3 separate regions of the Homo sapiens genome follow, and regions 2 and 3 are each linked to region 1. The links are chromatin loops, found by intact Hi-C in ENCODE. Cell type or tissue: heart left ventricle. All regions are shown on one strand.

Region 1 (8,000 bases):
ACGACCTTCCACATCCTCAGTGTTAAGGTTAGGTCCTGCTGGTCATGTTGGCCTACTGATGGTCCCTAGTCACTTTTGGGATTTGCTGTGGAGTCAGGATATGAAATTCTGCCTTAGGTATTTATTGTTCTTACTCTTTCAATACATACAGACCATAAACAGGCCTATCATGTGAGTGGAAATGTATGTATGCTTTCTCTTCTGAATGTGGCCAGGTTTTTCACAGAGGTGACTGAAAGTTACAACATGACCATTCTGCGTTAGTTCTCAGGTGAGCACAGATCCTTAACACAGTGTTTGCTGAAAAGGAACACTGCCAGGTGATGTTTTAATGCAAATTCCCATTTATTTACAGGATATCAGGCAAGCAGTGAACCAAGGAGATCAAACAAGCCCTGGCTTTCTCTGTTCTCAGCATGGCCTGCCTGCTTCTGCTCCTTATGTCTCCCATTTGCAACTTGCTCTAAGTCAACACAGATTCTGCAAACAATCATTCCATAATTTTCTTATCTGATTCTTCCAGTGCTTTCTTTGTGACTCAAGGACTGTCTGCAAGGACAAGTGCAGGTGAAGGGTGGAGTCTCTGGGACAGGTGTGGCTGAGTGGCCATGCAAGATGAGGTATGAGTTCTGCTATTGGCACAATGACCCGGGTTGTGTCGAGCCAGCCACTAGGGCCTCCCACCAACCAGCTGCTCACAGGGTCTTCCATATGAACATCACGTATGTGGTGGTGCTGTGGCACACGAAGGTCCACAGGAGACCATCACTTGGTACTTCACACTGCAGAAATCCTAAAGCTTTCAGAAGAAGCATATAGAACAGAATTCTCAGATCGTCAGACTCGAAGCCATTTAAAATTATATAGTTGAACCTTGAGCAATGCGGGGCTTAGAGGCGCCAACTTCTCACACAGTCAAAAATTTACATATAACTTTTTACTCCCCAAAAACTTAACTACTAATAACCTTCTGTTGACTGGAAGCCTTACTGATAACATAGTCAAGAGTCAATTAACACATATTTTGTATGTTGTATATATTATATACTGTGAAAAAGGAAAATCCGGTTAAGAAAATCATAAAGAAGGAAAATGTATTTCCTATTCCTATTTTGTATGTTGTATATATTATATGATGCAAAAAAGGAAAATGCTATTAAGAAAATCATAAAGAAGAGAAAATGTATTTCCTATTCATTAAGTGGAAGTGGATCATCATAAAGGTCTTTGTCCTCATTGTCTCCATGTTGAGTAGGCTGAGGAGGAGGAGGTGGAAGAGGAGGGGTCTGTCTTGCTGTTTCAAGGGCAGCAGAGGCAGAAGAAAACCCACGTAGAAGTGGACCCGTGCCATTCAAACCTGTGTTATTCATGTGTCAGCTGTACTTCTATTAGGTTTCCTTGACCATTTTGAAAGCATTATAATTCTGTCAAAATAGACTAGCTGCAAATGGTAAACTATTAACAAAAGCCATGCTACTTAGACCACCAACCTCAGAATCTCCTGGCAAGCTTATAAAACAGCAGATTCTCGATTCCAATTTCAGACCTTCTGAATAAGAACTTTTAAGGTCACGGCACAGCAATCTCAATTAGAGTCAAGCTCCCCAGGTGATTCTTATAGACATCAGAGTTTGAGAGCCATTAAAGCAGCATATTTGACTCCATCTCCTGACCCTTCTGAATAATAAAAGAATTTAGTGTATGTTGAATGCAAAGAACTTGTGAATAAAAAAAGCTTTTTACACAGATGAATAACAACAATCATTCTGGAGGAATCCCCAAAAGGAGGATAAAGTGGCCTTGTGAAAATATTGATGATTGTATTGATTCCTTCAAAATCAACCTTTGGCTGAGAAAGACTTCACTAGTCCTTCTCTTTGGATTTTTCCAACAGCTTGATTAAGCCAGCCCCACTCATCTAAAACTGAGGTCTCCACGAGCATGGGGTTTTGGGGTACAGGTGAGGGTTGGGGTTCTGGGGCTGGAGGAGGGGGCACATGCACATGGGTGTGGCAGCCAGCAGGTAGGGTGTGGCCCAGAGAAGGTGGCGACATGAACTTCCAGATCTAGAAGCTAAAGCTACTCCCATCCCAACTGGAAAGTGGAGACAGAAGACCATGGTGGGGAAGGAGGAACTGTCCACCTGGAACACAATTCTGCTCAGACCTTGGCCACAGCCATTGCTTACATACTCTGCTGCCAAGCCCAAGGGGTCGACCAGATTAGGAGTCCGATAGGAACTTGACCTTTTAGGGGCTCAAAGATTATTTCTGTCAGATGGCTTTCTCAGAGGGAAAAGAACCCCAAGAACCACTCCCTGATCTCATGTCTCATTGATTCCACCAGTCAATCACAATGGAATCTGAAGTTTGTCTAAGGACAAAGAGTCAGCACTTTATCCTTATAAAAAGTTATAAAAAGACAGCTATAGACAGCTATGCTGCCAAAGCCCCAGGCACATGAAGGTAATTCAACAACCCATTAAATTTATTATGGTACTGGGAGGTGACAAAATTGCCTTTAGGGCCAAAGTCTGATAAAGAAGAACAGAGCTCTGTTTTAGGTCTGAAATTATACACGGTGTCAGCACATTGACAGGAGCCTGGGAAGTAAGAGGTTGCTTTGAAATTCAGAATGCTGAGTAACTCAACCTATTCAGACCTTTCTACTTTATCATCTCTCTCTCTCTCTCTCTCTCTCTCTCTCTCTCTCTCTCTTTTCCAAGCCAGGTTCTGAATGACTTAAATAGCTGGGTTGGGATTACAAAGGATTTTAGCTGTGGTTTTGTGTGTATTTGTATGCATGCATGTGTATGTATTTATGCGTGCATGTGTGTGTATTTATATGTGTGCATGTGTGTGTGTTTGTGTGTGTGTGTGTGCATGTTTGTGTGCCCCTTAAATCTGGTGCTTTCATTTTTTATGGTCTGTTTTACAAGAGAGAAATTGCCCATTGCTGTGCCAAGAGCGGTCTTTGAAACAGCAGTGAGAAGTCAGAAGAGCTGGGAAAAGGATGTTTGGCTTAATCAGTTTCGGAACCAAGTCCAGTCTGAATACTTATCAATTTCTAAGCCACTGTTTTCCCAGAGTCTGAGCCATGACCCCTCTCTCCCCACATCATTTTGTGGAGCAGGTTGTCAGAGGGAGGGATCAGACAGGGTATGCCCTTTCTGGGAGACTCCTGCTTCCTACCACACTTCACTGTCCTCAGCTGGAAGGAGGCCTTTCTCAACCCTTCTTGGCCTGGAAGCCTCTGTACTGAGAGGTTCAGGAAATCCAGGCAATGATTGATGGTTTGTTCGTGTCAGCAGAGCATAGGAAAAGCTTCTTTTCAGATAGGAGATTAAGCTCTTTTCATTTTGGGATCAAAAGCAAGAAGAAAGAGATGCATTTCATATGCAATCTGAGTTCTTTTAAAGAGTAACACCCTCCTCTCACCTTCCTCTACCCTCACTGTGTTGGAGTGGCACCAGGAGTCTGCGCTTCTGCCAGCTGCAATTTCTCCTTGTACCCGCTGGAAGCCAACCAGGATGGCTGCCGGCCTGGTCCTGCCGAGTCCTGTCCCTTGTTGATGGGCTCCAGGGAGCAATTGGCCCTGGGCCTGGCAGCCCACCTGACCTCCCTGCATTATCCGCTGTCTGTCACTTGTCATCGGGTGAGTCTGGTTGCAATCAATTCACGCAGGCTCCTGTGGGAACACGTCTGGTAACTTATCATGTTGCAGCCTGTCAAAAGTCTGACATGCTTGGGGCAAACGTTTGCTTTGTGCAACTGCTATTTCAAGGGTGTGTGATGTCGCCATCTCAACAGCGTATGTGCCCAGAGACAACAGCACTGAGAGAAAGCATGGTTTCAGGAATCCCAGGATCTGTTATTAGAAGAATGACCATTGTTAGGTAAATAACTCAGGGCACATGGTATGAACATTTGAGAAGGAGGGATCGCCTAGGGTTTCATGTCAGGTCTGGGGTGGGGGAAAGTTTATGCCGCTTTCTTTTCTTTGCGTTAGATTCCTGAATTCATTTCCTCAAAGCTTCTCCCTCCATGAATCTAGAAAGATTTCATGGACAATCTGCCATCAGGCTGAAATGATAACAAAACCTGGATTAGCACACCATTTCCCTAATAGAGTCACATAAACTCTTTTTAAAATTATTATTTCCAAGTCTGTGGCTATATTTTCTAGTCAATTGCCATTATAAATAATTTACCAAGTACAAAGGAGCATTCTGTATTGCCTGATTTATTTTAAATCCATGGCCTAAGGAAACAGAAGAGACCTTTGCTCCCTCTCCATCAGATCAGCTGGCATAAAACAATGTGTGTGCTTGGGATTTAGGTGATATTTTTTCCCTTGCATGCAAACATTGAATACTTTGGCTGAAAGAAAGCAAAACCTTTACAAAGCCCTTGGTGTTTGGATGGTGAGAGACTTGTGGCCCAGGCACCCTGGAGAGCAATGGGCAGCCAGCATCAACTACTAGACATTTGGTAACCAATCTCAGACCAAGAGCACCCAGCCAACCCAATGGCTGACTGCAAAACTGCCCAGTGAACCCATAGACTTGGGAATAATAATAAAAAACTTAAGTTCCTACATTTTGGGGTGGTTTGTTACACAGCAAAAACTAACTGATACATCCTCCAATGACTTAGTTTATATCAATCTAGAGGCCTTTGTCGGTCCTTATTTGCCTCAATGTTTCTGTCTGATTTGAGGTCATCCGTTCTGCTGAAAATCTTTAAAATGGATGCTTGTGGGGTGTTCCAGAGTGGTCTTACTTATAACAAGAGTTATCTTAAGTGACTCCTTGGAGATCTTCATTTACCTAGGCATCTCTATTGATGTGAAAGTAAAGAACCTGTTAATCTCTGTTAATCAGGAAAATGGTGTTAGAATGTGGTTTCTCCATCTACTCTTTGGTTGTCTGGCTAAACCTTGCTACCAGCAATGAGCCAGCTAGGGTAGAAAAAGCCTGGCCAATTGAAGGTTAATAATTGGGAAGTAGGTCCTAGCTACCTACCTATAGCAATCACAGAGTTCATCAGAGAAGCAGAATCAATAGGATGTATGTGTGCATATTTCTATATTATTTTGATTTTTAAATACACATAAACACACACACACTCATAGAAAGAGAGAAAGAGAGAATGATTGACAGAGATTGTGGAGGCCGGCAAGTCCAAAATCTTCAGGGTAGATCTGAAGGCCGGAGACCTAGGGAAGAGTTGATGTTGCAGTTCCAGTCCAAAGGCTGGCAAAATTCCTGGGGGGAAGTGAGTCTTTTTTCCATTAAGACCTTCAACTGATTGGATTAGGTCCATCCACATTATGGAGGGTAACTGCTTTACTCAAAGTCTACTGATTTAGTGTTAATCACATCTAAAAAATACCTTCACAGTAACACATAGATAATGATTGACCAGATACCACCAGATAATGATTGACCAGGTACCAACTAGGGCTAGCCAAGTTGACACATAAAATTAACCATCACACTACTGTTGTTGCTGATTAGATGACTAGACTTTCTTATTCTTAAGAAAGTCACTATTGTTTCTAACCCAGTAGTCATTGTCCAGGACTCAGTAGCTAGATATAGCAGACTGTGAAATGGTTCTGATCTGGGCAGATGTGCTTTGTGACTAATGAATCATGCAAAACATTTATCATATTTGCTTCCCTCTTTATTTCTCACTGATTGATCCTGGATGGGTGAGAAGTTTTCTCTATCAGAAAAGTCATCTAAATCAATAAAAATTTACAGAAACCACAAGCATTGTCATGATAGTGTCAGGGATTGCAAAGATGTCTTGAGGGTCCAGTTTCTTTTTAAATTATAGTCAGAATTACAGTGATGCCACCAAGAAAGAATAAATGTGTCAGAGATAGAAAATGTGATTTCACAATCCTTTGTTTACAGGTTTTAAAAGTCTTTGTCAGTTATGCAAAAAGCCTCTAAAAGTAGGACTAAAAACATGGGACACAAAGACTGGAACAAAACAAATGAATGTGGTTAATAACAGATATGTGGGCTCTCAAGGATATTAACATACATAAAAATTCATCATGAGAAATAATTACATTCCCTATTGTGGCCCACCCTCTAATTCTCCTGGGCCCTGAAAAATAATGGGAAGGTTAACACATTTCTCACATTTCTAAGCATGTTATTATTTCTTGCTTACACAAAAATTGCATAAAAGCAATTATTTGGAATCTGGGAGTAGATGACATATACTAGACTCAGATAAAAGCTTAACCAAAATAGAAAAGCAATCTGGCATTGCTGACAATATTGTCACAAAAATATTACATCTTATGAAGGGAATTTCTCAGAATTCAATAACAACATGTTTAACAGCTAAATGGAGTCATTTGCATACTGTGGCAAAGTAAAAATACAATAATCTCATTTTTTGCTGTCTAATAGGATTTCCTAGGGCTAGATGGCTGGGAAGCATAGTCCGATCCTTGCAGTCTGCCCTTTGCTTTTTGTTCACCCTCTGGGCTTTATCTTCTCCACCAATTCTTTTTCACCCTTTCTGCTCTACCTTTATTCTCATTATTCTTCTTCTTCTTTTTTTGTTTTAGAGACAGAGTCTTGCTCTGTCATCCAGGCTGGACTGGAGTGCAGTGGCGCAATTATAGCTCACTGCAACCTCCCCTCCCAGGTTCAACAATTCTCCTGCCTCAGCCTCCCGAGTAGCTAGGACTACAGGCACACACCACCATGCCTGGCTAATTTTTTGTATTTTAGTAGAGACAGGGTTTCACTGTGTTGCCCAGGCTGGTCTGGAACTCCTGAGCTCAGGCAATCCACCCACCTTGGCCTCCCAAACTGCTAGGATCACAGGCGTGAGCCACCAGGCCCGGCCTTCATTATTCTTTTTTATCCTGCACTCTTTTCCTTTACTCCTTTCCATTATTTTCTTATTCACTAAAAGAGATTCCAACTGACTGCCATTAACCTATTCCTAAGTATTAGCAGAGGAAATGAATGATCATTTCTCATTGTTTTCCTTGTTAGACCTTCTTTTTTTTTTTTTTTTTTCTGAGTCGGAGTCTCACTCTGTTGTCCAGGCTGTAGTGCAGTGGTGCAATCTCAGCTCACTGCAACCTCCAACTCCTGGATTCAAGTGATTCTCCTGCCTCAGCCTCCTGAGTAGCTGGGACTACAGGCACGTGCCATAATGCTCGGCTAATTTTTGTAGTTTTAGTAGAGATGGTCTTTCACTGTGTTAGCCAGGATGGTCTCGATCTCCTGATCTCATGATCCTCCCGCCTCGGCCTCCCAAAGTGCTGGGATTGTTACACCTTCTTTTACCTGCAAGTCTGCCATTATTATTGTTGTCATTTCCCTGGTTACCTCTTTCTAGGCCAGGTCAAGACAAACGGTGGACTGGGCCATTTCCTAGGAGGTACAGAAACATCCCACCAAATTCCAGAAAAAAAGAGGATAGTACAATTACTGAAGTTTTGTGTGTGTTCGTGTGTGTGTGTGTGTGTGCACATATGAATTTTGGTTATTATTTCCTCTTATTTTGCCTGCATTATTTGGATAAAGGCTTTAAATCATCAGGACCAGAATGGCATGGTGGTTGAGAAACAGGGATCTGACATTAGCTTATCTGGGTTCAACTTCATGCTCTCCCATGTTTTAGTTTGAGCCCATAAAAACTTACTTGATTTTTCTGCTCTTCAGTTTCCTTATCTATGGAGTCAGAATAATTATAGAACAGAATTTACAGTACTGCTGGGAAGATTCAATAAGATAGTGAACTGAAAACATTAACACATTGCCTTGTACATAGTGGACATGGCAAAGGTGACTCTCACTCCACAAATCCAGGTGTATGCGAAATAGCACATTTCTTTATTTGTGAATAAATTAGCCTCTCAGTAGTTTGTAATTCCATCTCACATACTCTATTTGGGACATAAAGTCCCTCAGGGTCTTTTTAAGGTTCTGAGCCCACATGATGAGCCAATGCGCTGAT
Region 2 (8,000 bases), 470 kb after region 1:
CTTCGAAAAACACAGTTAAAAAATATACTCAGAAGCTCTTGTCATCCACATGCCACAGATGTGTGAGGACATTTATGGTAACAACAACTAACATATGGATGAGAATGTACAGTAAGTGCAGGAGAAGCGCTCAGTAAGTGCTCGTCCTGTGGAAGGCAGGCCCCCTTTAGAAGTCAGGGCATACCGACCTCTCCAGGCACATGATCCTGGGAAGCACTGCTGCCCTTGCTATGACCTTCACACCCTGCCAGTGCTGGTTTCCCTGTAAGAGTGTCTGAGATGACTAGGTGACAGCAACAGCCTAAGGAAATCCAAAATTAAAACAATGAGCCATTTGTGTTCCCACTTCTACTGAAGGCTGGTTGAACAGATAGCAGAGAGCCAGAGCGTCGGACTTTCCCAAAAGCAAGAGATATCAGGGCAATTAAAAATAAAAAATGAACCAAAGACGTACCCTTTAAATAGAAGTGCCCCACTTTACCATATTTAAAACAATTCTGATAGAATATTATTTTGCTGCTTCATACAAGACAAGAGAAATCTCTTCTTTTCCACTTTTCTTCTTTTTCTTTTTCTTCTTTTTTTAGTGTATAGAGAACTCCAAAAACATTTCTTAACAGAGCAACAACTTAGGTTGCATTCGTACAGGATCGATATCTCTACAGTGTATTTTTTTACCTGTCACCATCCACACAATTATTTCAGAACATTCCCTGTCAGGTTCTACTTTGTGCTCCGCACAACTCGGGAAGATTTTCATCACCCCAAGGACATGTGAGAGAAATTCATGGTTTACTAGAAGGTTAAGCAACTCAGGCCCTAGCATTGTACAGACAGACATGTCTTTCAAAAGGCAACAGATTTACTTGATGGTCAACTCTGGCGTCATTGGTAACTCACTAAAGGCTGTCTGTCGTAGGATCCTACCTCACGCCTCCGTCTGTTCCCTGATTTAGTGATCAGTAACAGTAATGCCAATGGGGACACAATAAAGACAGCCAAGGGGAAGGCACCCCCATCATCCAGGGACCCCTCCACCCTCCTCTGTTCCTTGTCACATGCACCAATTATGCAGTCCTGCTCTTGGCACACTACCAGAGTTCTCCGTAGGTGGGGCCCAGCCCTCCCACAGGCATTTACTCTTTCACAAAAAAACAGCACAAATCAAGATTAATTAAGATAGAGAAATCTCAAGCAAGCAGAGATTTAGTGACACTTTGGACACCATGGTGAGTGCTATGGAAGCATTTTAATGTACAGAGTCTGTCTCATGCTTCCAAAGTTCTGTTCAAATCAAACCACTGAATGCAATAAGGATCGAAGACACTAGGGAACAAAATGAAAAATAAGACCCAGTCCTTGCTCTTAAAAATCTTACAGTCTATAGGAGAAACTGCATATGTGCTCATGAGAATATAAAATCAGTTCCTGAAGAGAAACCAACGTGTTATGGTGGTGAGAAGACAAAGGTTATATTGAGGATCAGAAAAGGTATCCGACTCTTTCACGAGCTTGTATAATAACTCACAATTCACAGTGAACTGTGTCATGCTTTGTCTTTGACCTAAAATCATACACTTGGAAAGAACCTAAAGGATCATTTGATAAGCAAAATGGTATGAGGGAAACACACGCACACATACACACACATATACACATGAAAACACAAACATACACTACACCACACACACACACCACCATCATCATCATCAGAGCCCTGCTATTGGCTCCTGGTTATTGACTTGGGGACCTTGGGCATGTTGTCTAACCTCTCTGAGCACTAGTTTCCTCTTCTGTAAAATGAGGATAGGCCAGGCACGGTGGCTCACGCCTGTAATCCCAGCACTTTGGGAGGCCGAGGTGGATGGATCACCTGAGGTAGGGAGTTCAAGACCAGCCTGACCAACAGGGAGAAACCCCGTCTCTACTAAAAATACACAATTAGCCGAGCGTGGTGGCGCATCCCTATGATCCCAGCTACTCGGGAGTCCAAGGCAGGAGAATCACTTGAACCTGGGAGGCAGAGGTTGCAGTGAGCCGAGATCAGGCCATTGCACTCCAGCCTAGGCAACAAGAGCAAAATTCTGTCTCAAAAAAAAAAAAAAATGAGGATAATAATTCCACCTTGCAGGATTGTTGTGATAAGTAAACGTAACACATATCAAGAAGCTCAGCAGGTACAAAGTGTTCAACAAATAATATCTCCTGATAATTGGACTAGGTTCCTCCAAAGTGAACTTCAAAAGACTGTCAGTTCTTGTCTTTTAAATATTCACTCATTTATTCGTTGTTTCACTGCAAACATTTACAGTAAGGCCTCTATGTGCAAGACACTGCAGAGTATGAATATAATGTAATCCCTGCATCATGGGATATGATCTAATGGCATAGTTTGATACTGCCCAAAACTTGATCCAAGACATCAGGCATAATATGCAAGGGACAGGGAAGAAAGGGGGCATTAACACCCATCTCCAATTCACCTATGCACAAAAACTGAAGATCACTGAGGTTAAGTAACTGGCTGAAAGTTGCATGTGTTATTTTTTGGACAAACTGAGAAGTGATCGGGGTCTTTTGATGACTAGTCAACTCACAAGATTATCTTTGACCAAGTAGATAGACCATCCTGGACACATCCTAGAGCCTTGCTACACAAAGGAGAGGTGAGAACAGCAGCAATACCATCACCTGGAAACTCATTAGAAATGCAGATTCTCAGGCTACCCAGGACCTCCTGAATCACACCTGGCATTTTAACTAGCTTTCCAGATGGTTCAGATGGATGTTGAAGTTTGAGAAGCACCACCCTAGAGGAACTTCAAAAGACTGTCAGTTCTTGTCATTTAAATATTCGCTCATTTATTCACTGTTTTTCACTCAGCAAACATTTATAGTAAGGCTTCTATGTGCAAACACTGCAGGGTATGAATACAGTATAATCCCTGCATCATGGGATGCAGTCTAGTGGCGCAGTTTGATGCTGCCCCAAACTTGATCCAAGACACCAAACCTGTTATGCAAGGGACAGGGAAGAAAGGCGGCATTGATACGCGTCTCCAAGTTCTCCAAGTCACTGTGTACAAAAATACCATCTGCTTGTTAAAACAATCAAAGTCACAGACAGGCCTGGAGTCAGACCAGCCCTGTTTCTCTCTTTGCCCAGGGAAGGGACCTCAGGCAAACTGCCTCCTTTTGATGAATCCCACCTAAAAAAATAAAGTCTTGGACTTCAGGAACATCCAGATTCTTCCCAGCAGCTCTCTTCATTTCTTCCTAACTCTTCTGGTTTTATTCATTCACTTGGCAAATATTTGAGTGACACTATCTGCTGGGGATTGCTTCAGTGCTGGGGACATTGGTGACAAGATAAATGAGGCCCTATCAGCCAGCAATAAGTACCACACTGAGCACTGAGACAGGGTAATGAGATCTGGCATTGCTGGGTGGCTGCTTTCCATTGGATGGTCAGGGAGGCTTCTTGGAGGAACAGGATTTAACTTGAGGCCAAAACGGCACAAGGGTAGAGCCATATAAAACTAAGGAGAAACCATTTTAGGATGAGGGAACAAACCCTGAAGGTGTGAACAAGCTCGGTGCATCTAGACATGTAAGGAAGGTTCCAGCATGTGAAGGAGCGAGGACGGAGAAGGGTCCGGTGAGGTCTTACAGCAACAGAGGGTCCAGCCACATGAGGCTGAGCAGCCAAGGTAACTTTCTGGATTATTTTCTGTGTGTGACCAGAAGAGTGCTAGGCAAGGATCTGATTTTAAATTCTCTTCTTATAAAATGAGGTATGGAATAGGCTGCTATGGACTGAACTGTGTCCTCCCCCAAAACTTATATGTTGAATCCCTAATCCCTGGTACTTCAGAATGTGACTTTTTGGAGACACGGTCTTTAGAGAGGTGATAACATTGAAACGAGGTCAAGAGGTTGAGCCCTAAACCAGTCTGATCGGCATCCCTATGAGGAGAGGAGATGAGGACACAGACACACACAAAGGGAAGGCCATGTGAGGGAGGACGCAGGGAGAAGACAGCCATCCGCAAGCCAAGCAGAGAGGCTTAGGGAGAGACCATTTGTGCTGACACCTTGATCTCGAACTTCCAGCCTTCAGAGTTGGGAGAAAATAAACATCTGTTGTCCAAGCCACTCAGTCTGTGGTTTTCTGTGGCAGTAGGCCTAGCAAACTAATGTAAATTTAAGAACAATGATCTTTATAATAACAGAGAAAACAGCAAATTCTCCTGTACTTCTCTAATTGGTACATGTTCTTATAAATGCTGGCTTAGCCTTTATAACTCTCTCCAAATCTTAAACTGGACTTAAAAGTCCTTCAAGCTAGTGATCTAAACTCTAGTTCTGCCCAATCCCAGAGTCTTTTTTCAACAGTTCCTGAACTAATCACAGGCAAATACCTGAGTTTCCTTATCACGTTATCCTGCCTGAGTTTCTTTCAGCTAAGAAACATAAAACAACAAAACTCATGCTGTTTCTTCTGGTTTCAGTTAAAAGCCTCCGCCACTTTAGTTACTATGTTGCCTTAAATTCTAAGATGCACTGTCTTTTTTGTTTTTCAACATTTAAAAAGTAAAGATGCGATTTGGAACTGGCGTGTCCCTGCACCGTGAGTGTCTACCTGCCTTTGTCAAACCCAGGATGCATCAGACAATCACTGGCATTGTAGAAGCAAGAGAATGCGACGATTTTCTGTTCCTTTTGAAAAGGTCGCTGAAAAGCTAGGACAGAGACTCTTTTTCCACCTTTAACTTTGGCAGTTATGTAGTGGCAGAAATTATAGAAAAAGTATAGCTCTCACTTAGGAAGGCCAGGGTCCAAATCCCTGGATGGCTATGAAGATGCTGCCCGCATTCCAAGGCAGACAGTGTCTTCGCAGTTGTCCCGTCCTGTGGGCCCCTCCATGGGCTTTGCCCTACTGCCTGGATCCTCCATCACTGGTTAGCAAGCTCTGCATGCCCAGCTCCTTCTGAAAGCTGCCTCCTCCTCTCTGCCCTAACAGTGACCTGGTCATCCCTGGAGGGTCTCATGGCATCTGCAGCCACTCGAGTGTGGATGCTCACTCCCCACCCCTACCCAAGCAGTCAGTGTCCTCCCACGTCCCTAACGTGGCTCTACCTTCAGGTATAATCTGTTGCTGCTTGAAGGCTCAGGGCATTCAGCTTCACCCCAAGCTGTCCTTCTCATTGCTCTCATCTGGGACATCCCCCTTCTCTGGGGGCCTTGATCCTGGACCTCCACCTCCTCCCCACCCCGAGCCCTGCCGCCATCCTTGCATCACCAGGCCGACACCTGGGCTTCTGGGTCCTTGGTCTCACCATCCCACCTCACTTCACCTTGGCTTCATCTGCACCCAAACTGAGCCACCAAGCTCCCAGCCACCTTGCCACTACTTTTCCCACACCCTAGTTATTTCTGCCCCTGTTCCACGACCACATCCAGCCACCCACCCCTCAACCTATCACTTTCCCTCCTTTACCAGCCTCCAGTGTAGACATAGCCATCCATCACTTCACTCACCTTCCTGCCACTCCGTTCGGCTCCCGAACCCAGTTGCCTTTCTCCTCTACCTGCCTGGAAACCCCCAGCCTGGCGTGCTCGCTGTTGCCATTCCCTCTCCCTGAAGCAGGCTGCTGAGCACAGCTGGGGAAAATGCATGATCTCAGGGACACTGTCCCCAGAAGTCACTGGGCCACCTTCCAAATGGGCACCAAATCCACCTGGCAATTCTGTGTTCCCCGTGCCAGGTCTCCCCACCTTCAAGGCACCACAGCAGACCTTTCCCCACTCTCCTCAAACCTCCCCCCGCCGGCCTTCCTCCCATTCACTCACTCACTTGCTCACTCATGTATTCATTCAAAAATGTTTGTGGAGACCACAGCCAAACCCGGTCCAGAGCTGGCACCAGGATGTGGCTCAGTCATTCATCACCCTTCTCTGCTTTCTCTTTGTAAACCAAAAACAAAATTCTAAGTTCCTCAACCATGTAAATGGACTTCCTGCCAGGCCAGAGAACTCTAAAATTTAACCAGAAAGACTGGCTCAGGCTATGACGGGAAGTAGGGTTGAACATGCCTCAATATAACCTCCGGTATTAACATCAACACAGACCTTACATCTGATAATAAATATTTACAATCTAGTCTCTCTGAAGCCTGCCACCTGGAGGCTTCAGCTGCATGAGAAAACTTTGGTCTGCACAACCCCTTATCGAAACCCAGACATTCCTTCTTATTGATAATAACTCTTCTTTTTCTTTTTTTTCTTTTTTTTTTTTTTTTGAGTCAGAGTCTTGCTCTGTCGCCCAGGCTGGAGTGCAATGGCACAGTTTCAGCTCACTGCAAGCTCCGCCTCCCAGGTTCATGCCATTCTCCTGCCTCAGCCTCCCGAGTAGCTGGGACTACAGGCGCCCACCACAATGTCCGGCTAATTTTTTTTGTATTTTTAGTAGAGACGGGGTTTCACGTGTTAGCCAGGATGGTCTTGATCTCCTGACCTCGTGATCCACCCCCGTCGGCCTCCCAAAATGCTGGGTATTGATAATAACTCTTTTGACCAATTGCCAATCAGAAAATTTTTAAACCTTCCTATAACCTGGAAGCCTCCCTGCCCGCCCAACTTGCTTCAAGTTGTCCTGCCTTTCTGGACCAAACCAATGTATTTCTTAAATGTATTTGATTGATGTCTCATGTCTCCCTAAAATGTATAAAACCAAGCTCCATGAAAACCCTAAACCACAGGGTTCAGAGAGCTTCTGGACTGGTGAGGCCATGGCAGTGCTGGGAGGTGGCGCACCTGGAGGGGGCATGGAAGCTCTGCGCCACCCCCATACCTTGTCCTATGCATCTCTTCCATGTGGCTGTTCCTGAGTTGTATCCTCTACAATAAACCTGTACACATAAGTAAAGTGTTTTCCTGAGTTCTGTGAGCCACTCTAGCAAATTATCAAATCTGAAAGGAAGAGGGGCTGTGAAAACCATGGGCTCTGCACACAAGTCAAACAGAGCTAAATGGAATTCCGGGACAACCAGTTGATATCCAAAGAGTTAGTGTGTCCCTAAAGGCAGGGGAACCCCACAAACAAAAACAATCCGTGCTCCTCACACACTCCTGCCGGTCCTCCCTCATCCCTGACCACAGTCTCTCATGCTTCTTTGTGGCTCCTTGTCCTCTGCCTGTCCCCTAAAGATTAATGTTCTTTAGGATACTCCTTTGCACCATCTTGTCTCTGCACTGGCTTTTCCCATGCACTCTCATCTATCTGCACGGCTCTAATTATAATCCATATGCTGAGAACAGCCAAAGCCCTGCCGTCAGTCAGCTCTCCTTCCTCAGCTTTGCAACCAGCTCTCCACTGAACATCTCCACCTGGATGTCACTCAGAAACTGCAAACTCAACTGGCTCAAAGGAGACATACAATCTCTTCCAAATCTGCTGTTCTTATGGCCTTGATTCTAATGAATACCCCCCACCGGTGGTCCAGGCCAGAAAGCTAAGCTTCTATCTTATCTCCTCCCTCATGACCACCTGCACCTCCTGCCTCTAAGCATCCACTCTCAAGTCCTGTTGGTTCTCACTGCTGAACAACTTTGTAACGTATCCCCTCCTCTTCGTTCTCACAGCTGCTCTCCTGTCACCTTCCTCTCTCCTGCCACTGGCCTCCCTGCAGGGGGATGGCCCTCGTGCCCAGTGTGGAGTGGATTCTCTCTCCATTCTGCAGCTGGACCCAGTGTGGCCTTTTTTTCATCCCCCCAATGCAAATCTTATCAGATCACTCCCTGCTTAAATCTGTCCAAGTGCCTCCTATTGCTCTTAGGACCATTTCCAAGCTCCTTAAGTGGTACACAAGCCCACCTGGCCCCTGCCTAATTCTGGAGCTGAAGCTCTCCCCACTCCTCCACCCCACTGAACAACGCAGCCCCACTAAACTTCTTGCGGTCCCCATAAGGAAGCTTTTCTCTATCACCTCTCATGCTTG
Region 3 (8,000 bases), 390 kb after region 1:
TAGCAAGTGTGCCATAATCAAAATGGCAGATGCTTTACTCACACCACACCAGGCATGTGGAGGGAAAAGAAAACCTGGCTGGGGACAGAACCAAAAGAACAAAACCTTAAAACGACAGGATGAGAAGGTGCCTTAGAGGTGGTGATAAGTGGCTGGATTATTTATTTTGTGCAGGATAATTATTAGGCATATTATTATCACTAGATACTTGTTTCTACTTTCAAAGCAAAAACCCAAAGCTCCTCTTACAATTGAAAGGCTGTCAGTGTAGGTGGTTAAAAGCAAGGCTAGCTGAAGTTAATCTAGCATAGCCTGTGAACTCAGGCTAACCTAGGTTAACTTCACAACTTACCAGCACAGTCAACTGAGCTTGGGTAAGATAACTAGCATCTCTACACCTCATTTCCTCCTCTGAAAATTGGGACAATACTATTACTTCCCTCACAGAGTGTCTATAAGGAGTCAAGGAAATAATGGGTACTCGACAATGGTTAACTATTATCATCGCTGCTGTTGTCATTGTCATCATTTTTATCCTCAACACCATCACTATGGTGATGCTCGGGTGGTATAGGGCCATTAGCCTCCATTTCACATATGATTACATTGGATGTTTTTATTAGGAGTATAAATTGGGCTTCAGTTTGAAAGTAACTTCACAACTAATTGGCGCTCTCCAGGGTTGAGAATTAGAGGCAAAATACGATTTTTTTCACAGGCTGCCAGACCAAAAATTTTGAATTTTAGGATGCCAACTCTAGAGAAATAGTCAATGCATCTACTACAGGATACATTATTCAATTTTAAATGTCTTCACAGCCTCAGTCACCCACTGAGCTTAGAAGAGACATAAATGATTGGCTCCTGGAGAGGCAGTGGGAATGATGGAAAGAGGATGGCTACAAGTCACACAACCCCAGAAATGCCATGTACACTGACTAGAATGTGAATGGCACCCCTGGAGTAACACAGTACCCTTGAAGCAGAGTGAAAGAGCATAGCCTTTGAGGTCAAGCAAATTGAGATTCAAATCCAGCCCCTACCATGAACTCAGGCATGTTACTAAACCAAAGCTCCATTTCCTAATTTGTAAAATGGAAATAATAATCCCTATGTGTTAGGTTATCATGAGGATTAGAAATACTAAATATACAGGGTCCAGCAGTGTGTTCACAGGTCCTCAATAGGAGCTATTAATAGTACCATAGCTATTACTTCTATCATTCTATTGGTTCTAATATCAAATGTGGGACAAATATTGGTCTTAAACTAGATCAGTAGTCTCCAGGTATTTTTAAATAATGGCATTTCCCACTAGCACCTTTCCTCTTACCACTAAATCAGGTGGTGCTGATTATGCAGCCCTAAGAAAAGACAAGAGACTCATTGTCATTAGGTAGGTTATTTTGCAAGATTACATCTTCCCTGGTAGGGCTACTTCTCTCTGCATAACTCCAGAGGCTCCCATTCTTATGGTCCGCCACACCAAAGTCCTGACACTGAGTTAATGCTAGAGACTGTGCTTGCAATTTGGGACACTGCCACCAGGTGTCAGTACTGAGCAAAAAACACGTATGCAAATAGTCGGGCTCCCCACGGCCATGAGCTGGTGAAAAATATCACAGGTGGGACCAGGGGTTGGTGGCTCACACTTGTAAAACCAGCACTTTCAGAGGCCAAGACAGGAGGATTGCTTGAGGTCAGGAGTTCAAGACCACCCTGGGCAACACAGTGAGACCTTGTCTATAAAAAAAAAATTTTTTTTAATTATCTGGCATGGTAGCACACGCCTCTGGTCCCAAGTACTCAGGAAGCTGAGGCAGGAGGACCACTTGAGTCAAAGAGTTTAAGGCTGCAGTGAGTTATGACTATGCCACTCCACTCCAGCCTGGGTGATAGAGTGAGACCCTGTCTCAAAGACAAAAAAAAAAAAAAATCACAAGCAGTGTCAAAACTGAGCTATATGGTAGGTCCTCAAAGGATGATAGGGTCATCATGTGTCAGAACAGCACACATATTCTGTGCTCACACTTCTTAGCAGACTGGTTCATTCATTCACTCACTCATTCACTCAGTGAGTCCACAAATATTTATTGACCCTGCCAGGAACCAGTGAGTCAAGTTAAAATTTTATACGCAAACCCTCTCTAGGTCAGTATGTCATAAGTAAGTCCCTAGGGCATCTCCCGGTACATGGGCATGCCAACACAAATGCACCAGAACAGTAAGTTGCTGTGCAGACTCACCCATACATCCACCTAAGGTTAGAGAAATTCCTGCCAAGCCCAGGTCCAGGGTGAGTCAAGGGCTCTGAACACCACTGACTCAGAGAAGTCAAGCCTGGTGTAGCTTCTTTCGTATTAACGACCACCAGGAAATCAGGATGACCTTAAAGCACAGGTGGTCCTGCTCCCCTCTGGTCAACTAAGAACTACCTCCATCTCCTGGAGGTCCTTCCAGGACTAAACATGACCCCAGGACTTGGCCAGAGTGGGTCTTGAAGACAATGTCTAGTTTGGTAACAAACATATAGAAGTGGACCAAAAGCAGAATGACTAGAACAGAAGGACATGCCCAGCCTTGAGTGTATCAGTTGAGCTGCAGAAAAGGTCATGAATGGCTGCTTAAGTGCATGTAAGGAGCTAAGAGTCAATCCCAAATGGTAGCCTGGCTTCTGGGCCTCCACCCACACCTCTGCTCACAGATGGACCCCAGAAACTAGACTTGCATCTGGCTTGTAATCTTGTACATCTAGTCTCCAAGCCATCAGCTCTGCAGGTATTCTGTTTTCCTTTAGCCAAACAGCTGCAGCGAACTAGATAGCATTGAGTTTGCACCCATCTATGTTGATGGGTGCTTTGTCCTTGAGTATCTTGAAATGCTTCCCCAGCTGCCCCCTGCTCAGGAATATGAAGTCATAGATAATGGTTAGGATCTCAGATCAGTCACAAAACCCTTTTTAGAGGCTATGTGAGCCATATGGGGTAGAGGTTTGGAGGGCTGCTCCAGAGGCTCCCACTGCCTGGCTTGAATCCTGACTGTCACTTCCAGGCAGGAGACTGTGGGCAACAGACTTAACATCACTGTGCCAACATCATTTAATGCAAAGTGAAATTAAATAAAAATGATGGCAGCCACCTCTCACAGTTAGGGTAAAGATTAGATAAGTTTAATGTGTACAAAGCACTTAGAGCGATCCCTGGCACACGTAAACAAATGCACAGGAAATGTTAGGGTGAAAAGAACTCTGAGGCAGAAGCCCATCGACCCTCCCACTGCATCGGGCTACCCTGTGAACTCCGTGTGCGTCCCTGAGCCCACTAAACTTCCCTGACCTCACATCTCTCATCTGCACAACGCAAGGGTTAAAGGACAGGATCTCTAAGCGCCTTCCAATTCAAAAATCAAAGAAAAATAATAAGGGGAACATTTTCTGAAACTCTCTATTAAATAAATGCTTTTCTTTTTGAGTGATGCCTGTTAGTGAGAGCCTGGTTGATCCCAAAGCCCTTGCTTGTATCAGGTCCCAGGGGTTTTCGGGCCATCTCTCACTCCAGGCTTGATGTCCAGGGCTAACAGGGTCAATCCCACGCTACCTGCAGCTGGCACCATGGCCCCTGTGTCACCCAGGCTCCTAGTGTCATATTAGCAGCCAGGTTTGAGCAGCTCCTGCAATCCCTCACCCCTTAACTACTACAAAGCCTGGGGGACATCAGAAGTACAGCTCTCCTTCAACAACAACAATGGTGGAGTGTCCTCCTTTCAAACAACTTTTTCTTGTCAGTCTCAAAAGAAAACCAGGATTACCCTTCATTTGTTTCTTTCTTCCTATCTGGTTGTTAATCCTTCAAAAGCCCCTTTTCTGTCCCCTAAACTCCTTGAGCCACAGTGGGCTTCATGACCCAAATTAACTACAGAACAGTCTGCAAAAATCATCTGTTTGCTTGTCCAGAGCACCTTCCCCATAGCATTTTCCAAGAAAGGCTGATGACTTGCATATTTAAAGAGCAGGCTTGTCTGTGCTTGAAGCTGCGGCCGTGCTCTGAGGCAGCGCAGTGCCATGAGGGCTCATTAAGCCTGGGAAAAATAACAGCACAGCGGCAGACTAATAGACGACAGCATGAATGATTCAAGCCGTTTTCGGCGTCTCAGGGTTAAAAATACATTCCTTTGGCTGTGAGATTGTGTATTGTGAACAAGACTACTCAGGGACAGGATTTCCATATTTTGTCAGGAGTGGGGGAGGTGAGTAGGAGAGGAAGGATGAAAAGAACAATAATGCTACTTGAGGTTGCCTCCATGAAGAGCTAACTATCCTAAATATATCTGCACCCAATACAGGAGCACCCAGATTCATAAAGCAAGTTCTTAGAGACCTACAAAGAGACTTAGGCTCCCACACAACAATAGTGGGAGATTTTAACATCCCACCGTCAATATTAGACAGATCAACAAGACAGAAAATTAACAAGGATATTCAGGACTTCAACTCAGCTCTGGACCAAGCAGACGCAATAGACATCTACAGAACTCTCCACCCCAAATCCACAGAATATACATTCTTCTCAGCACCACATCGCACTTATTCTAAAATTGACCACATAATTGGAAGTAAAACACTCCTCAGCAAATGCAAAAGAACGGAAATCATAACAAACTGTCTCTCAGACCACAGTGCAATCAAATTAGAACTCAGGATTAAGAAACTCACTCAAAACCGCACAACTACATGGAAACTGAACAACCTGGTCCTGTATGATTACTGGGTAAATAACAAAATTAAGGCAGGAATAAATAAGTTCTTTGAAACCAATGAGAACAAAGTCACAACATTGTAGAATCCCTGGGACACAGCTGAAGCAGTGTTTAGAAGGAAATTTATAGCACTAAATGCCCACAGGACAAAGTGGGAAAGATCTCAAATCGACACCCTAACATCAAAATAAAAAGGACTAGAGAAGCAAGAGCAAATAAATTCAAAAGTTAGCAGAGGACGAGAAGTAAATAAGATCAGAGCAGAACTGAAGGAGATAAGAGACACGAAAAACCCTTCAAAAAAATCAATGAGTCCAGGAGCTGGTTTTTTGAAAAGATTAACAAAATAGATAGACCGCTAGCTAGACTAATAAAGAAGAAAAGAGAGAAGAATCAAGCTTGCACATTTCAAACGTAGGTGGGCACAGCCTTCCATACTGAGGATGCCTATGCAGAAAATAACCAAAAATCATCTCCTGCTGTCACTGCCCTTTCACTGACACTGCTTACTGAAAAGCCCCCCAACAGGACAAGAACATTATATTGAGAAACACTGTGTAGAACATTTGTTTAAATATCATGTCATCCCTATCTTTCTATGTGCCTTGCCTCTCCAGTTTTAATAGCTGAGAGCAGAAATCAAGTCTGATACTTTGTCCTTTTCTATGCCTTTCAGGGCCCTTCACTGAATGGGTGTTTGCTCTAAATTAATGGAATAAACACCAGAATGGGATGTTAGGGAGACTATAGAATAAATCTCTCAAGAAAAGTTTCCTAAATCAGAGTGCATGCTCACTTTGTAGGGTGGCTTGGATACAGGTCCACAGGAGAACTGCTGAAGGGAGTTCCTAGGTCCAAGTAGACAATGCACATCCCACCCTGGAATTGCAAAAGACAGAGTGGCCTGGCGGGGCAGCCCTCTGGAACTATAGCATCAACTTGTGGTGAGACAATGGCAAGGGGTCCAGCCAGGTATAGGTGTTGGGAGACACTTGAGCCTGCTCCGAAAAGGTCCTGATCAAGGGGGTCCAGCATTTGGAAACTAGTTCGTGGGCTCCTTGCCTATCTCCTTTGTTGCATAAAAATCCACGTGCCTAGCTCTCGTCGCATTTTATCAGGGCCCTTTACTTACTTGTGTGTCCTCTCCATCAATGACTTCCTTCGTATTCCAAGTACTTGGCATGGTTCCTGGCAAAGCATGGTTACCCATAAATAGAACACAATGAAGGGCAACCCAGGAGCAGGGAATGTTGGCAAGGTAGGCAGGTGGATGAGGGGTTTCAGGGAAGGATGGCTTTCACAAAGAGAGAACTACATGACACAGGAGAGTAATATGGAGTCCGCAATTCTTGAAGCATTGTACACATTACCAAGGCAGAATTTGATACCAGAACATGATAAAGGTCCAGCTACTCCAGCTACTCTGGGAAGAAATGAGGTCTTGGGAAGTTGAAGCATCAGGCTATGCAGAAATCTACAAATAACAAAAAATAACCTGATGATCCTGCTTTTTAGTGTTCTTAACCTAGAAATGTGTGAGAGTGCCTCATGCTTTGGGTCAGGATTGGTGTTAGGCTTGTAAGCCAATACATGGCTATAAATGGAAATTGCATGGCCACAGGGGTGGAAACCCAAACAGGGAATGAGAATGCTGAGCCTCTCCATCCTCTGTGACTCAAAGAAAAAGGGATTCGCCTTTCTAGTTGGAGAGCAACTAGTTGGAAGGACAATCCCTATACTATCACCATCCCCAAAGGCTTTGTGAGTGGGTTACAGAAAAGCACTGCAGCCAAAACTCTCACCACAGTGAAAGCCACGGTACCTAGAAAGCATCATTGGACTATCTGGAATTCTAAGTAAAAATTCCAGGAGGCCAATAGCCTTCTGAGAAAAATACATGAAGTGATGAAGACAATGCTTCCTCCCCTTGGGAAAATCTCATTCCTCAAATCTGGCCTTCCTTAAAGGAGGTCACAAAGGGAGCATGAGAAGTGAATTCACATTTGAGCCCTCTCTCCACCTAAGCTTTTAGTCCTTAGATTTAGTGGAGGAATAAATCTCTGCCCTTGCCTTTAAATTCAAGGAGCTTCCCTTCTCTTTTGTTCCCTGAGCTTGTCTTCTATTGCTTGTAAAAGTGCTATTACTGCCTCATCCTCCCTTTCAGGCTGATCTATTAATATCTGGACTCAAAGTAGCCACTGAAAATGTCAATTCATCCCTGTAGTGGATCAGGTACAGATATGACAGCCTGGGACCAGTCACCAAGTTTATAGAAATGGTGAGTCACAACAGCTACATCTCTAGATCCAAATGTCCTGTGCCTTAAGTACAGCAAGTTGTTCTGGTGAAAGAATGCACAATGAAGACAGGCTTCTGGGAAGAGCCTTTGTTCCTGCCATAACTGACGTTGCAATACTTGATCTGGCATTGTGAGTCTTCCTTTCCAGAATTTTGTATATTATACAAAATATTACACATGGATAACACACTAGTTTTTTTTACGTAAACCCACTTTTGATAGGGTTTTGAACTGTAGACACTCTATTGATCCCAAAGGTATTAATTTGCTTATTCCATAATAAGCTTTCTGTTCTCTTAAGTCTATCCACAAATGGGATATGTAGAAGAGCTTTTACTTTTTCACCAAGTTCATTTTCAGTACGTTAACTGAGAGCAACAATCTTGGGTTGAAAATATTCATAGAAATGGAATAACTAATTCTCTTCAGGAACACATAGTTCCATGCTGATAATCACCACAGTGGCAGCCAATTGCTAGCACTGAGTGTTTATTATGGGTGAGATATGGAATTAGTTGCCTAATGCTGCTATGACAAAGTATCGAAAACTGGGTGGCTTAAAACTACAGAAACTTACTCCGTCATTGTCCCAGCAGCCAGAAATCCAAAGTCAAGGTGTTAGTCCAGTGGGTTCCTTCTGAGGCTCTGAGGGAGAATCTTTTCCGTGCCTCTCTCCCAGCTTCTGGTGGTTGTCAGCAACCCGTAGCATGCCTTGGCTTGAGATGCCTCACTACTGTCTCCGCCTCCATCTTCATATGTCATTCCCCTCTGTGTGTCTGTGTCTCATATCTCCCACTCCTTTCTCATAAAAAATACTAATCATTGGATTTCAGGGCCCATCCTAAATCAAGGATGATCTTATCTCAAGATCCATAAATCTGCAAAGATCTTATAATCCAAGAATGGTCACATTCACAGGTATCAGGGGTTAGGATTTGGACTTATC

What was found. Peaks named below come from ENCODE experiments on the same cell type or tissue, not always from the same donor. Only the 100,000 strongest peaks of a DNase experiment are listed, where the experiment ranks them.
Region 2: a loop joins it to region 1, with 29 times the contacts of the local background. A loop is called at or near these places in 2 of 110 quality-filtered maps.
Region 3: it touches region 1 in a loop (4-fold over the local background); 4 of 110 quality-filtered maps call a loop at or near these places.

Annotation. Positions count from the first base shown.
Region 1 is chr1:232,314,958-232,322,957 of GRCh38, reverse strand. No RefSeq gene overlaps it. Among named protein-coding and RNA genes, the nearest start is that of SIPA1L2, 310 kb to the left of the region's middle. In heart left ventricle, no CTCF peak of the experiment used is centred here; a DNase peak (open chromatin) is centred at 3,557; H3K27ac peaks cover 2,525 bases.
Region 2 is chr1:231,843,229-231,851,228 of GRCh38, reverse strand. The region is part of intron 9 of DISC1 (DISC1 scaffold protein); the gene reads right to left. All of the region lies in intron 12 of TSNAX-DISC1 (TSNAX-DISC1 readthrough (NMD candidate)), which reads right to left. LOC105373170 (a long non-coding RNA gene) reads left to right here and starts at 3,526. Exons shown (of 4, transcript XR_949268.4): 1 at 3,526-3,710. In heart left ventricle, no CTCF peak of the experiment used is centred here; no DNase peak of the experiment used is centred here; H3K4me3 peaks cover 4,870 bases; H3K27ac peaks cover 5,387 bases.
Region 3 is chr1:231,925,582-231,933,581 of GRCh38, reverse strand. All of the region lies in intron 9 of DISC1 (DISC1 scaffold protein), which reads right to left. The region is part of intron 12 of TSNAX-DISC1 (TSNAX-DISC1 readthrough (NMD candidate)); the gene reads right to left. It overlaps DISC1-IT1 (DISC1 intronic transcript 1), which reads right to left and starts at 7,748. Exons shown (of 4, transcript NR_126441.1): 1 at 7,632-7,748. In heart left ventricle, a CTCF peak has its summit at 1,539 (motif pointing right); a DNase peak (open chromatin) is centred at 4,053; H3K4me3 peaks cover 367 bases; H3K27ac peaks cover 3,436 bases.